2 separate regions of the Mus musculus genome follow, and region 1 is linked to region 2. The links are chromatin loops, found by intact Hi-C in ENCODE. Cell type or tissue: left cerebral cortex. All regions are shown on one strand.

Region 1 (8,000 bases), 59 kb before region 2:
TAAGAATGGTGGTTTCTTTATATTTTAGTTTCTGGCTTTTAGTTCCCTCACTGCTATAGGATATGAATATTAGACTTTTCCTGAGGGGTTAATTATTGTTTAATTATCTGTCTCATTATGTGAACATCGGTCATTTACTGTCTGCCATGTTCAGCAGAATTTACAAATTTAAGCACATTTCATGAGTTTTGAGACCACAAAAGCAGATGACTTCAAGGTATCACTCCGAACTAAATACAACATGAGTTGTTACAGATGAGAAAGTTTAGATGAACTGGAGAGAGAAATTCAGATGCCTTTGCATATAAAGTATACCGGACAACTATAAACAAACAAACAAACAAACAAACAAAAATGAATATGATCTGGTCACTTTGGAGTCATATAAACTTGAAGTACTATATGCAACTCCACCTAGAAGTGCAGTAGATGAAAAGAGAAAAACATAGCAAAAGTAGCTTAAAGAAGAACTTCTGTCCATTGAGAAGGGCAGGCTGACGAAAGAGGACCACACTGCTGTCATACCGAAGTTCACATTGGATTATAAGTTAACTAATCACAGCTGTAAATAAACTAGGGCACACAGTTGCTGGGTAAGATAGAACAAGTCTAGCTAAATGTACATTTCAGGGAAACAATTTTGCAGCCCAAGAATGTCTCACATACAGCATGAGATATACTTCTGGACCATAATATTTTTTCTTGCCTAAATTTAAATTCAACTGTGATTTTGATATTTTTATTTACTAAATCTGACAACCCCAAGCAGGAAAGAACTTATATGAGTTAGCGAACATTTAAAAAGCAGCTAGCTTCTACTGCATGTCAAATCCATCCATTTCTGCGGGACAAAGCATGAACTAATTAATATTTCCTTCATTGTCTGGAATCTTGCTTTAGGAAAACCTCAGAACTCTGCATGTTCATAGATCCCTGGGTTGGGTTGGATGCTTGTTCATCAAGAATTGGACAGAGGGTGGGACTGCAGAGATGCAGAGCCCTATGGCCAGAATGGACCCAGGACTACTTCTGCATCGTGTTGCTGTAGGCCACAGTGTTTCCTCCTAAGCAGAATTCTTAGGGTGGCTCTTTTCAGTACAGATTTCTGACACTTGATACTTCAAGTCAAAGGAGCATACTGAGAGAGAAATCAGGGAAACAATTCTATTCACAACAGCCTCAAGAGTTATCTAACCAAAGGCTTATACAATGAAAATACTTTAAGACACTAAGGCAAGAAATTGAAGAAGACACCAGAAGGTGAGAACACCTCCATGCTCATGGACTGGCAGGATTAATAGTGTGAAAGTGGCCATCCTACAGAAAGCACAAAAAGACTCAATGCAATCCTCATAAAAATTCCAATGCAATTTTTCACACAAAAGGAAAAACATTTTAAATTTCATATGGAAACACAAAAGACACAGGAGAGGCAAAACAATCCTGAACAATAAAAGAATAGCTAGAAATATCACTATCCTGGATTTCAAGTTATACTATAGATCTATAGTAAAACCGGCATGGTACTGGCATAAAAACGGACATATTAATCAGTGGAATAGAACTGAAGAACCCACATAGGTCTACACATTTACAAAGAGGCCAACAATATATACTGGAGAAAAACAACAACAACAACAACAACAACAACAACAACAACAACAGCAACAAGAAGCACTACCACCCAGCATCTTCAATAATTGGTGCTGGTCAAACTGGATTACCACATGAAAAAGGAGCCAAGTTGCTCTTCACCTTCCATACTGCGTGAAACTCAACTCTAAATCAAGCAGGAGCCTGGTCTTCTAAGTCTGACCAAGGAGAAAGGAGGGATGACCTTGAACTCGTTGGTGAAGGAATGGACCTTCTCAACAGGGCCCCAATGCTCAGACATTAAGGCCAACAACTGACAAATGGGACTTCAAGGGCACTGTCATGCAGGCGAAGACAGCCTGTACATCAGGCCGGGTTAGTATCCAGACTATACAAGGAACTGAAAAACTAAACATCAAGAAAACAAACAACTCAGCAATAAATTGGGGCATGACATTAAATAGAGAATTCTCGAGAGAAGACAAATGGCTGAAAAGCACATACAAATATTTAACATCCACAGCCACACGGGAAATGCAAATTAACATTGGAGGAAGATTTCAACTTCCTCCAATCAGAATGGCTATGATCCAAGGTAAATGCTATGCGGTGTGCTGGTGTGCGCATAGGGAATGAGAAACACTGAGTCAATCCCAATGAGAGTGCGAACTGGTTCAGCCAGTACAGAAATCAGTGTGGAAACGTCTCACAGACGAGGAATAGGCATAACCCAGGATACATTGAGATACCTGTCTGTTCATGTGCACGGATGCTCATTCACAGCTATGAAGTAGAAACAGCCTAGATGCCAATCAACTGGTGAACTGGTAATGAAGAAATGTGTTACCTTTACACAACGAAATGCTATCAGGGGCTAAGAAAGACAAAATTACAAAATTTCCAGGTAGACAGATGGAGCTGAAACAACCCAGGCCCAGAAAGACAAAATGTTTTATGTGGAAACTATCTTAATCTTAGGTATGTGTATTCATTCCATTTGGAATAGCCATAGCCATCCAGGAATTAGAGGTTACCTAGGAGGTGGGTTTCAAGAGAGGGGAGAGAGAATACAGTGGTATAAAAGGTTAAAGGGGTTAAACGGGGGGCGGGGGGAGTTGAGAGGCAGGGGACAGGAGGGAACAGGTTGGAAGAGCTTGTAAACACTGAAAACATCTCAAAGAAGCCACGCAGAATCCTACTTCCGGAGAAGATTTCTAACACACACATGCACACACACATGCACAGACACACACACACACACACACACACACACACACAGACACACACACACACACAGACACACACACACACACACACAGACACACACACGCGCACACACGCATGCACGCACGCACGCACGCATACGCACAGACACAGACACACACAGACACAGGCACACACACACAGACACAGACGCACACACGCACGCATGCGCACATGCATAGACACACAGACACACACAGACACACAGACACAGACACACACACAGAGTTTAACTAGAGTCACCCGTAATAAGTCAAGATTGTCCCTACTACAAGATAACAAATGATCACTCCTGCCACTGGCCTTTTCAATCTTTTTGGGAGTTGTTGGCAAGTGAGCTCCCATAGATGCCACACATGATAGGCTACTGCAAACACTGGCTACCTCCAGAACTCGATGGCAAAACCCTACTGTGAAGACACCATGCGCTTGACTCATAAAACATGGAGAAATCCACTGGCATTGTTCTGGAGGCGTCTCCCTATTGGGTAGCTTTCATAGTGCTGGAAGGTAATTGCCAATTTTAGCCAGCTGTGAACTGTGTGAGCTACAACCATGACGGCTTGTGCTCCTGTGATAATTTACAGCTGCTTTCACAGGGTAACAGATGATGAACAGTCTGAAGATCACCCCGTTGAATAAAGGACCAGTACACAGTGAGCATCCGCAGCGACTCACAGCCGTATCAATGTGGAACAATGCCAGAAGAGCTTTTTGAGATTTCCCGAAAGTTCTCCAAATAGAACTAAATCTTGAAATGCACTTCTGTTTCTCAGCTGATAGATATACTGAATGCCCACTGCAAAACGTGAGGTGATTCATTTAGCAGGAAAACCACCTAGACATATGATTCAAGCTTTAAAGGTTCTTACTGCAATTTCACGTATCTTTAGGAGGATTCTGCAGTTACCAGGAATGATTGACAAGCCAGAGGAATACTTTCTAATTTCTTTCTTATGCAGAGGGAAAGGCATAGGAGCCATTTTGAAGGAAAGCCCCATTTCTTCACAGATTTTCACGCACTGTGTCACTGAAAGCTGTGTATCTCTTTGCTAAAGACCCAATAATGTGAACACATTTAGTAGTACTCAAGTAGACACTTATAGGCAGCCCTCGACCAGACAGTGCCTCAAATTACCTGCTTTGTACCTCTCAGAAGGTGTGAGAATAATATTACACGTGGCACAACGTATATTTTAAATTTTGATCTTTTCTAGGCAGCTGTAAGGTGAGATTTTCTCGAGAGCTTGATGTTGGCTGGTGACACCCAGGAGCAATTCCCAGTCAGTGGCATAAGGAAAGGAGAACGCAGCCCACAGTCTACAGGGCTCAGGCTTTCTAAGCCCTTACCTTTACCTTACTGTAGTTTTAACAGGACGAAGACTTATAAGGACATCAACCCAATTCTGAGTCAAGGGTCATTGATACGCCTTAATTAAAGTGACAAATTTTATGTTATATGTATTTTGTCACAAAAGTGTAATTCTTTTTAAAAAAGATTTATTTATACATTTATGATTTCTTTTATGTATATGAGTGCTCTACCTGCATGTACACCTAGATGCCAGAAGAGGGTATCAGAGTAGATAGTTGTGAGCCACCATGTGGTTGCTGGGAATTGAACTCAGGACCTCTGGAAGAGCAGCCAGTGCTCTTATCCAGTAATTCTTAAAAGTGTGAAAAGTGAAGAAAAGAGGAAAAGGACAGTGAATTAAGTGAATATCATTTGTATGAGGGAGGGAGGGAGAGAGAGAGGCAGAGAGAGAGAGGCAGAAAGGCAGAGAGAGAGAGGGAGAGAGAGAGAGAGAGAGAGAGAAGAAAGCAAGAACTGAGTTTCCCCCTGTAGTCCCTATGATTCCTACACATAGATATTTTCACCACATATATTATATATACACACTATCTATCTATCCACTTATATTTAAACAGAAACTCACCTATCCCAGGTCAGCCTTAACCTACTTTCCCATATCTGCCTTCTGAGTGCTGGGTCTCAGGCATGCAGCATCAAGCTTAGTGCTAGGGATGAGTTTACACACATGATTCCTGAGTTCTCAGCGGCGAGCATCCTACCAACTCAGCCAGAGCCCTATCTCTCTTGCGGTCACCGACACTGAGGCTCTTGGAGGACAGTCTCCCTCGTAGTCCCGAAGCCTTAGAAGCTCTCCAATGGAAGACACTATTTGTAAAAGGAGTCTCAAAGGGTGGCAGAAGCACCCGAGGCCGTTAGAATTTCCAGTGAGAACTAATTTGGGAGAGAAAAATGCTTCTAATAAAGCTAATCCTTACTTTTTCATTTTCTCTCAGCCCGGCAAACAGACCAACCTATAAGCTTTCCAAAAAAAAAAAACAACAAAAAAAAAGACCTGCCTGCCTTTGGTAGATGCAAGCTAGTAAGTAATGAGAAAATTCCCACTAAAAGCAAATTCCCACTAAAACCCATTTAGTGTTGCTCACCCCTCTCTTGTTTTGATGATTTTCTGTGTGTGTTTTTTTTTTCTATTAAAATTCATTAAATAGCTTAAGCTCTGCAGTTCCCGTAGATAGTTTGTTTAAGCTATTTGAAGTAAGTAAAAGGACAATTTCTCTTAATGAAACTGACCTAGGCTAAGAAATGACCTTTCCCTTAAGGGATCAGGGATTAAACACTGCTGGCAATGTTCAGTTCAGCCAAGCACTTCATTCAGTGTGCAGGGGGAAAAAAATCTCATATTGCCTGCCACTTTGACCTATATTCATAATTTATAGCTAAATTTTACACAATACATATATCAAATTTTATGTTGTGAGGTTTTCTTTGCAGTAAGTTAAAATGATTTTTCATATATTATATATAACATTAAAAATAAAAACCATAAAACTGTTTTCAAATTTAATTGCTTCCCTGGCTTGGATTTTTATAAAGAGAACAATCTAACCATATCAAGAAATCTCAATGAGCATCATAAAGGATAAGCCTGAACATTCTTTTGATAAAATCAGGTGCACAATAAACAGATTCAAAATAAACGAGGAAGACAGATCCCTCAAACAGGGATGGACAGGAAGGGTAGTGGGAGTGAGGTTCAATGTGTGTCTAAAGAAAATATGATCAATTAGAGAGGACTTTAGTAACCAAGCTTAGGTCCCTCTGAAAGAGCAGCAAGTGCCCTTAGTGGCTGAGCCAACTCTCCAGACCCAACAGAGGATTTCGATTTGTGTTCTGAACAAGACTAGGGGCAAAGAGAGAAAACTGGCTGGTTTTATGGTACACTGTAAACACTCACAAAGAAAATGAAGAATATCAAGACTTTGTAGTAGAAAAAGCCAAGCTCTGAGAGTTTTATGCACCAATGATAAAGGGTTAAACAGGAATTATGAAATAGGAGAGAAGAAAATTAGTCAGGGAGGACAGGGTAGATGAGGGAAACTGGGAGGGAGAGAGAACACCAAAGGCTTACAAAAAAATCATATGGAAGCTTACTGGTTTTAGCACAGAACTATACCAGACTTTTAAAGGAGAGTTTATGCCAATACTCTTTATATTATTTCACAAAATAGAAACAGAAGGAACACGGTTTAACTTGTCTTATGACCCTGATACTTAAATCACACAAAAACCCAACAAAAAATAAAATAAAGTAAAATTACAGACTACTTTCTCTCATGAACATAGATACAAAAAATTCTCAATAATTACTTGCAAAATAAATCCAAGAACACATCAAAAAGATCATCCACCATGATCAAGTAGGCTTCATCCTAGAGACGCAGGGATGGTTCAACATATATAAATCAATAAATGTGATCCACAATAAAAACAGACTGAAAGAAAAAGGATACATATGATCACCTCATTATATGCAGAGAATGCCTTGAACAAAATTCAATGCCTCTTCATGATAAAAGTCATGGAGAGATTAGGATACAAGGGACATAACTTAACAAACTAAAGGCAATTACAATAAGTCCATAGCCCACATCAACTCCAATGGGGAGAAATTCAAAAGCAATCCCACCAACATCAGGAGCATGACCAGGTTCTTGCTTCTCTTCACACCTCAGTGTAGTACTTGAAGTCTTAGCTGGAGCAATAAGACAACTACAGGTGATAAAGGGAATAGAACTTAGAAGGGAAGAAGTTGAGGTTTCTCCATTTGCAGATGGTACAATAGTATACACAAGTGACCCTAAAATTCCACTAGGGAATTGCATTAGGTTTTTTTTTCCCTTTTGATAAACACTTTCAGCAACGTAGGTGGATATAAAATTAACTCACAAAATCAGTAGCCTTGATAGATACAAAAGACAAATGAACTGAGAAAGAAATTGCGGAAACATCCTTTACAAATCCTCAAAAATATAAAATATCTTGATGTGACTCTAGCCAAGCGTGTATAGATAAACACAAGTCATCAAAGAAAGAAATAGAAAACACTGGAAGATGGAAACATCTCCCGTGCTCATGGATCAATAGGATTAACATGGTAAAAATGGCCAGCTTACCAAATACATAAATCTACACATGCATGGACACCTGATATTTGGTAAGGAAGCCAGATATACACACTGGAAAAAAGAAAGCATGTTCAGTAAATGATACTTGTCAAACTGAATGGCTGCATGTGAAAGATCGCAAGTAGATCCATACTTATTACCCTACACAAAACTCAACTCCTAATGGATCAGAAACTTCAACATAAAACTAGATACATTGAGCCTAACAGAAGACAAAGTGGGAATTGTTGGAACATGGTCCAAGAATGGAGTTGTGTGAAGAGAATCCTGAGGAAACGCTAAGAAGACAAGAGTCTTGTGATCTCAGTTTCTTCAAACACAGACATTGTTTAGTTTTTTTTTTTATATATATATACAGAATATTTTTGATATATTTTTAATATTAACCCTCTATCACACTAAAAAATGGGGTACAGATTTAAACAGAGAATTCTCAAGAGAGAAAACTCAAATGGCTGAGAAACACTTAAAGAGATGTTCAACATCCTTAGCCATCAGGGAAATGCAAATCAAACTACCTTGAGATTTCATCATAGCAAGAATGGCTAAGATGAAGCAATAAAACAAATGACAGCTCATATTGATTGAGGATGTGGAACAAGGGGAGCACTTAATCAGAGTGAAAACTTGTACATCCAGTATGGAAA
Region 2 (8,000 bases):
GAGGTCTCCTTCACACAGCCCAGGGCATCCCTGAATGTCAAGGATTTGTTTCACCCGCTGTCCCGTGGGACTGTCGGCAATAGTAAAGCCAAATCCCTGGGCACCTTTCACAATGGTTAAGGTCATAAGTTCAGCTTGAGTGGCTCCAGACGAAGCCATAGACACATTGTCGTCATGGACGGGTGGTGGATACGTGCCATCTAGCTGGCCGTCAGCTGGCATGGAGTGCAAAGAATGAGGTGGCCGGTCTGTAATATCTGGGACCGACTGTGAGGTCCGAGAAATGTATTCCAAGTATGTTTCATAGTTATGTCTTCCATTGACCATCACCGGAGGTGGCCTCTCCATTATTGCAAGGGGTGGCACCATGCTGTTAGCAGGATCTTCAGGGTCAAAGGGCAAAGGGTAGCCACGACACAACACCAAGTTGACACTCTGACCAATAGGAACAGACTGGAAAAGTTTGACAACATCTGCATGAGTGTGTCCAAGGACACAAACTTCATTAATATAGACAATGACATCACCTGCAAAGAAAAAAGGAGAGATTGACAACATGAGGTAAGTCCAATTAACATCAACATAGAGAAATGGAATTATTTATGAGAACACTGAAAGAGTTCTCTGCTTCTCAATAAACAATGAGAAATCTGTTACAGTAATACTTCAATTCTCTGTAGGTGACTCAAGGACACAAAGGTCTGCCAATGGTAGAGTGGGCAAATGCTGAATAAAGCCCTGCTTGGTTATTCTTCAAGTTTGGAAACAACCCCACACTCAGGATCAGGAAGAAAAGAAGTTAGAAGAATTTTTACTTTGAAGAAACATACATTTTGCTTTTCTTTTCTTTGTCATTTCCATTTTAGAACAACTAAGATCAAAGAAATTTCAAACTGTTGAGAAGTAATAGCCATAAATCTTGGATAAAAAAGAAAGTTCCGGTATTTGAAGGTTTGTGGAGGCACGGTGCGAAATGAGTGAGAAGGTGAAGAAGCAGGGCTTGGCGCAGTGACTGAACATGGTAAGAGTGCAGTCACCACGGATGGCAGGGACGCAGGACCCGGCCAGCCAAACAGGGAACTGCTGTGGACCCAGTCTCTTATCTTGGAAAATTATTTTAGCAGCATTTGTTCTCTTTCCCAAGTGAGTTATCACAGGCTTATAGAAGTCTACTGGTTAGAAGCAAACTTTATGAACTTAGAAATGCTATGAATACAAATTATTCATTAAAAAACATAACCATTAAAATGATTTCTCCTTTAAATGTAAATGACAAAGTTGTTTGAGATAATTGTTTTAAGGTTTCTTAAATTGTACATGAATAACAACTTTATTTTTGGAGACTGGTTCTATCATGGGTGGGTATTTTTATCTTCATGAACCATAATACTTGAAAATTAAACTTGAAAATTAAAATTGTGACTGATGATGCTGAGGAGTATATCAGGAAGGAAAGCTATGCTCTTGTAGACTGTCAGAGGGCAACTCAATAGACATCTATTTACTGATGGAGTTTTGAACTGTGTAGTACAAATGGCCAGGGATTTCTCTCTGAGATATCCTCATCCATCAAGACAACAAACACCAAAAAATTTAAAAAACTAAATACGTTTTTAGGTGTATATATATATATATATATCCAATGTACTTATAAATGAGTAGTTCTAGTAGTAAAAATTCCTAAGAAAAATGCCCTCAACATCGTTGGTTTGATTAACAGCCATTTTTCCTAAATGTGAGGCAACCAGAATTCTAAAGAAATAAGTAGATAGGTTGAAAGGCTCAACAGATATTGTCAAAAGACCCAGGTAGGCTTGCTTTTAGAAAGTTCTGTAGCCTATGTGAGTAAAGGATGACAATTCCTTTCCACAATGTCAGAAAGGATGCTGAAGCATTGAACCCACACCTGCAGAGCTGGTGGCTCTTCCTCCTCTGCTATTAGACTTTCTTGCTTGAGTGGAGCAGCTGAGAATGCCTCTGCATCATTTTAAACTAACTTTATTCATCTCAGAGTCCTAGAAAAATGCCAGAGCCAGATAGGCTATTTTCTCTCCTCCACTCCCCACCTCCATCCTAACCTCTGGCACTGGAGGATTAAGGCCAGGAGATCCCACATACTAGATAATTGCTCTACTACTCTGTTGCATCATACCTTTAATTACAATTCCCCAGATTGCAAGGAGGACAAGTATCTTATGTAGGTTTGCTCTTGGGCACATATCATCTTCTCTTCCATCTATCCATCCATCATCCATCCATTCATCCATCATCCATCCATCCATCATCCATTCATCCATTCTATCCATCCACCCACCCATCCATCCATCATTCATTCATCCATCATCCATTCACCCATTCCATCTATCCATCCATCCACCTACCCATCATCCACCAATCATCATGTTTCATCCATCCATCATTCATCCATCCATCCACCATCCATCTATCCATCCACCATTCATCCATCTATCTATCTGTCCGTCTACCCATCCATTGTCTGTCTATCTATCTATCTATCTATCTATCTATCTATCTATCTATCTACCTACCTACCTACCTATCTTTACTCTGGACCCAACATTTTCTGTGTGTTTAGGAGACTGCATGCATGGTATAGGGTGATGACTTGGGATAGTGATGTAGAAGACTGCGTTCCAGGACTATCATTTACTAGGAATTTGATTTAGCACAAGGATATGACAGATTTCTTTTAAATGATGAAGAAATATAATACTAATTTATGATTACCTGAGACATAACTAATAACTAGACAATATAGGTGACAAGGCTTGTGACTGTACATCTTTATGAAAATATTGTTGCTACTCCTGTAGTTATTTGTCCTTGACAATATCCTTCTGAAAAACTAGGGTGGCCTAATTAAGATATTCCCACCACAGTCATAGCCAAATGATTATAGAAGTGATTGATTCTGAGTGAACAAGTAAAAGGCAGGAAGGTGACAGATGCCACTTTACTCTAAGGCTGTCACTAACTTTAATCACAGTTGACAACCCTCAGTCCCCAGGCACTTAATCTTTCTCTCTGTTCTGGTCTTCTCTAGGAAAAAGGAACTAGTTCTTTTCATGCCTAAAGAACAGTTACGTGGTAATTAATGAGAACTACTTATGGTTCTTTGCAAAACTGCCTTTAAATATGTACAAATAGTTTCTACTCCATAGTTTTTCAAATCATCAAACAAGAAACTGATGAAGAATACTGTATGATTCTCTTTACTGAGGAAAAACAAATTTCTGAAGGTAAAAGATGAGAGTTGAGTTCTTGAAAAGCTATCTAACTCCTTGACAACATTCAGTTGCCCACTCTACAAAATATATAAATGCCCAGATAATGTGTCATATCAAAAACTTCTATAGATGGTGATCTGTGATTGTGCTTGTTTAGATGGAGCGGACGAGGCAGATTATTCATAGACTGTGCTGTATGAATGTCATTGACATGTTGTGAAGCAAAATAGAAGCCACCTGGCATGTGTCACCCTACAGTGTTCCAAGCCAAGTTCTAAGATAGACTGGATTTAAGAGCACAGACAGGGGGGGCTAGCTCTAGTGCCAACCTGCTTGCCTGTTTCAGAGGGAGAGCTGTAAGGGAGTCACTTGATTTCTGAATCTGTTTCTTCCTTCATAAGCTGGAAATTAAAACATTGCTTTCATTTCTGCCTTTTCAGGTCTACTGTGAAAATGAGATCTTGCTGTGAAAACATTTTTACCAAGGAAAGATTCTCCATACAAATATAAGGATGCATTTCTTTGGAAAGCTAAGCACATCTTGCACTGATACCTTGCACTGATACCTTGATTAGATATTCATTGCACTGATACCTTGATTAGATATTCACTTACAGCCCGATTCAAGACAGGCAATTCTAGAAATATTGACTTAAGGTCAGATTGATATGACAGATGAATGTGGTGACCTCCACTGGTATGGTCTCATAATGATCTGGTATCCAATCATGGGGTTTTTATGTACAGGTAAGAGAAAGGGGGTTTAAAGCTATTGTTATATATGAAAAAATGTTCTAAAGTAATTTGGTTCTTTCTTAGTCATGGAGATAAATATATATCACTGGATATTTCCTGGACACCTCATCATTTTGGGAATAAAAGAGAACACTCTTGACGAAGCATTGTTTAAATTAGAGTTATTTTTATGCTGAGTTCCTCTACTCCCACATTCTTTGAGTCACTGTGGACTAAAGAATCTCCCTTTTCCGTGTCTCTCATGTTGGATCTGCTTTCCTTAACTACCTCTGCAGACCTGACTAGAATGATTGACTTCTTGATCAATATTCTTCTTATAGTCTATTCTACTAAGTTAAAAATACTTAACAGCCATGCCTGCCATTTTCCACCCTTTATCTACAGTCTGTTGACCTTATTTCTGTCTGATCCACCCTGCAGATCACCACTGTGGGACGTCAGTATCATTACTGCTCATAATTCCTACCTTGAAGCTCACCATGAAGTTGGAATGTCTTATCCGCTACCCTCCATTTTAATGGATATGTTTAACTCAACCTATTCATCTCTTTTCCTACCTTAAGGATATATTGTACTGTTTCCAATGAAATCTCTGTTACCATATGCTTGTGGCTGTAAACCTCAGACTTAGCTGTATCATTGGTGTTCTGCCTCTTCTAAGCTTTCTGTACAATGTGTAGAATATTATATCAGCACCATATTGGAAATTCTTTACATTGGAATGGAAAAGATATCAAAACTGGAAAAGATACCAAAACTGAACTTAGTACCTCCTCATTTGTGTTTCTAGCTTTTCTTTTAATCAAATCAGAGATTTTTTTGATAAAAGAATTATTTTCATCAACCCTGTCCATCCTACCAATTACATACACTCTATAAAACAAGTTAATTCTTCTCCTTGCCCAATACAATTTATTAAAGTGTACTTTCTTGACCTCTAGTTAATTTTAATAGTTTTAAAATATTATCATGACATAGAATTTGATTATGTTCTGTATCCATTTTCACTGTTTTATAATGATCACAAACACCTACCTAGTACATGTTAACACATCATTTTGGAGCTTGTTGACATAGATTTACTTGTCAATGTTCCCATTCACATTAAAGAAACATGTGTTCACTTCAGGAATGTAAGTACACTGTGGTTGGTTGAGCTAGAAGGCTCAGGTGGAGACTAAACATATGACCTGTGCTTGTAGCCGTGGGTAGAACACATGTCACCCATGGTTGGGCATCTCAGCACATGCTCATGTCTGTCCCCAAATGAGAAAGGCCAGGCCATAAACACTCAAGAAAGCAAACTGGTCAATGCCATTTCCCCCTATATTTCCAGATGAATTTTTAAAATGGTCCTATGTCTTTTTTTGCTCAAAAGTTTTTCCTTATACTTAAATATAATCTCTTCAGCTAAAAATTCTCTATTTCTATCCTTACAAAGACAGGAACATTATTCTTTTGAAAATAGTTTCTTAAATCCTGCAAAGTCTCTTTAAGATGAAAGTTACAAAATCAGACTTCAATCTGAGGAGAATTCCATCTTGGCAGTAGATCTTGCCATAGTTCTGTTAACTTATCTTGAAGCTAGCACTATTGTACGTGCCAATCAATTTGGGTAGAGGAATAAAAATGGGTGCCTAAGTTATGGGAGCTATAAAGGTATTATTTGACTATAAATATAAGTGACATTGCCAATTAAGATGAGGGGAAACAAAGTTTACACATTAAAATAATTTGTCTTTATGTTTTTTTTAAAAAAACTTATTGATTGTTCTCTCATACAATGCACCCAACTGCAGTTTCCCCTCATCCATTCCTCCCATTTTCCCTTCCACCTCCCCTCTCCCCCAGCTTCACTCCTTACCTCTGTCTGCCCACCCTCCCTATTCTCCCCCCCCCCCCCCCCAAGTACAGGCTTCCTGGGGATGTCAGCTGAACCCTGCAAGACAAGATACAATAGGACAAAGGACAAATCCTCACTTGAAGGTTGGGCAAGGCAACCCAGGAGGAGGAACAGGGTCCCATGGGCAATGTGTACTAAAGTCATGTGTGTCATTAATGGAAAACGTAATTGCTTGAAAGTCATGAGGTATTGATTTTTATGCAGGTATGCCAATAACTAGCAACTATTTCTGGGGTTTGGTCCTTATTTATTTTTTAATTTATTCAGCAAAGGTTTCCATGTATTTAATTGCTACCAAGAAGTTTGTTTGTTTGTTTGTTTGTTTGTTTGTTTTTTCATTGAAATTCTAAGGCAGGAGCCTTTGACTCAAGTTCTTGAATTATTCTTAAATTCCCTCCCTCTCTCCCTCCCTTATTTTCTTTTTTTTTTAAATTTTTTTATTAGATATTTTCTTTATTTACATTTCAAATGCTATCCCAAAAGTTCCCTATACCCTCCCCCTGCCCTGCTCCCCTACTCACTCACTCTCACTTCTTGGCCCTGGTGTTCCCCTATACTGGGACATATAAAGTTTGCTAGACTAAGGGGCCTCTCTTCCCAATGATGGCCGAGTAGGCCATCTTCTAATACATATGCAGCTAGAGACACAAGCTCTGGGGGTACAGATTAGTTCATATTGTTTTTCCACCTATAGGGTTGCAGACTCCTTCAGCTCTTGGGTACTTCCTTCCTTCTTGCCCCCTCCTACCTGCCCCTCCCCCTTCTCCTTTCTTCCCCTATTCCTACCTCTCCCATTACACCATCTCCATCTATTCCAGGGATCTCTCTCTGCAGGAGTCTCTAGCTGTGCTTTCTGGTGTCACAGTAATAACCAGGGATGGGGGAGGGAAGGGAAACCACGTTAGTTTATTGGATTATAGGGTCTGGTAATTGCACCTCAAGTTGACTCTGGGGAGTAGACAGGCCCTTTCCAATACTTCTTGTTTCTTCTGGTCGGGATTGTTCCAGTTCCCAGGAGATATGAGGTGTGTATAACTCTTCACACTGAGGTATCAGTGCCAGAGGCTACAAAGCTCCAGACACCATCTTGTGTTGGCTTCCTTGTGAACATGCCCCTAGCCCACATGCTCAACATACTTTTTCTCATTGTCTTCCAGTGCCTGGCGATTAGTCCGGTATAGACTCTCCAGGGCCATATCCAGGACACGTGGTACATATCCTCATCATCTCTCACATCTTACCACAAGTTCTTGGCTGTGGTTAGCCTGTAAATTGAGTTGCCCCTCCCCCACACACCCCTCCCTCAACACACACAATCCCCCTCCAGCCTCTGCGCTCTTTATCCCATATTTGCTTTTCATTTTTTGCTCACTAACAAACTGATGGCCATCTCTGAGGCCAGCTTCATCTTTTTGACCACCCTGTAACCATCTCTCCCTACTTATTCCCAATAGCACAACCTTCAGTGGCTGAACCATACCAAGAGCACATGTTGATGCCTCCAGTCAGTGACTCTATTTAAATAGCGTTTACAACCCTCACCTGATCTAATCTTTATTTTATACACAGACATTGAGCCTGGGAGAGGTTAAGTAACTTATGAATTCACAGTGATAATTAGGTCAGAATCAGATACCAGAACCAGGCCCTTAATACAAGTGTTAAGAATTAATTTCAAGCAGTCCAGGCTATATTTTGACTTAAGGATATTTTTCAAATTACTATCTGCCAGGCTGCTGGGTAAAATATCTTCAGTTCATGAGTGTGAAAATTGAGAGATGAACTGCAGTGTTCTTTTGATTGGCTAAGTTAATGGAGGGAGGCACTGAAGCAGGTAATTATGGACAGGGAAGTCCATGGCAATAGCTCATCTGTTTCCTGCAGTCATCTATATAATACATTGTTTGGAAGAGGGCTTAGGGGACGCTGAGCTGGAGGAATGTCAGAGGATCACAGCCTACGACACTCAGAAACCATCGTGATATATCACACACGCACATATGTGTTAACATTAGAAATGGTAATTTCTAAGATGTAGCTTCAAAGGTCCTGCATCAGATAACTTTGCATAGCACTGGGCAGTTTCAATGGCA

What was found. A loop is a pair of places that touch in the nucleus more often than their neighbours do. Peaks named below come from ENCODE experiments on the same cell type or tissue, not always from the same donor. Only the 100,000 strongest peaks of a DNase experiment are listed, where the experiment ranks them.
Region 1: a loop joins it to region 2, with 2.2 times the contacts of the local background. A loop is called at or near these places in 2 of 42 quality-filtered maps.

The regions. Positions count from the first base shown.
Region 1 is chr5:20,517,252-20,525,251 of GRCm38, reverse strand. All of the region lies in intron 10 of Magi2 (membrane associated guanylate kinase, WW and PDZ domain containing 2), which reads right to left. Among named protein-coding and RNA genes, the nearest start is that of Gm52764, 22 kb to the left of the region's middle. In left cerebral cortex, a CTCF peak has its summit at 4,424 (motif pointing right); DNase peaks (open chromatin) are centred at 1,276, 2,156, 3,341 and 3,474; H3K27ac peaks cover 2,850 bases.
Region 2 is chr5:20,458,103-20,466,102 of GRCm38, reverse strand. Magi2 (membrane associated guanylate kinase, WW and PDZ domain containing 2) reads right to left here. Exons shown (of 23, transcript NM_001170746.1): 10 at 1-527. Among named protein-coding and RNA genes, the nearest start is that of Gm52764, 81 kb to the left of the region's middle. In left cerebral cortex, no CTCF peak of the experiment used is centred here; DNase peaks (open chromatin) are centred at 996, 3,504 and 4,204; H3K27ac peaks cover 3,790 bases.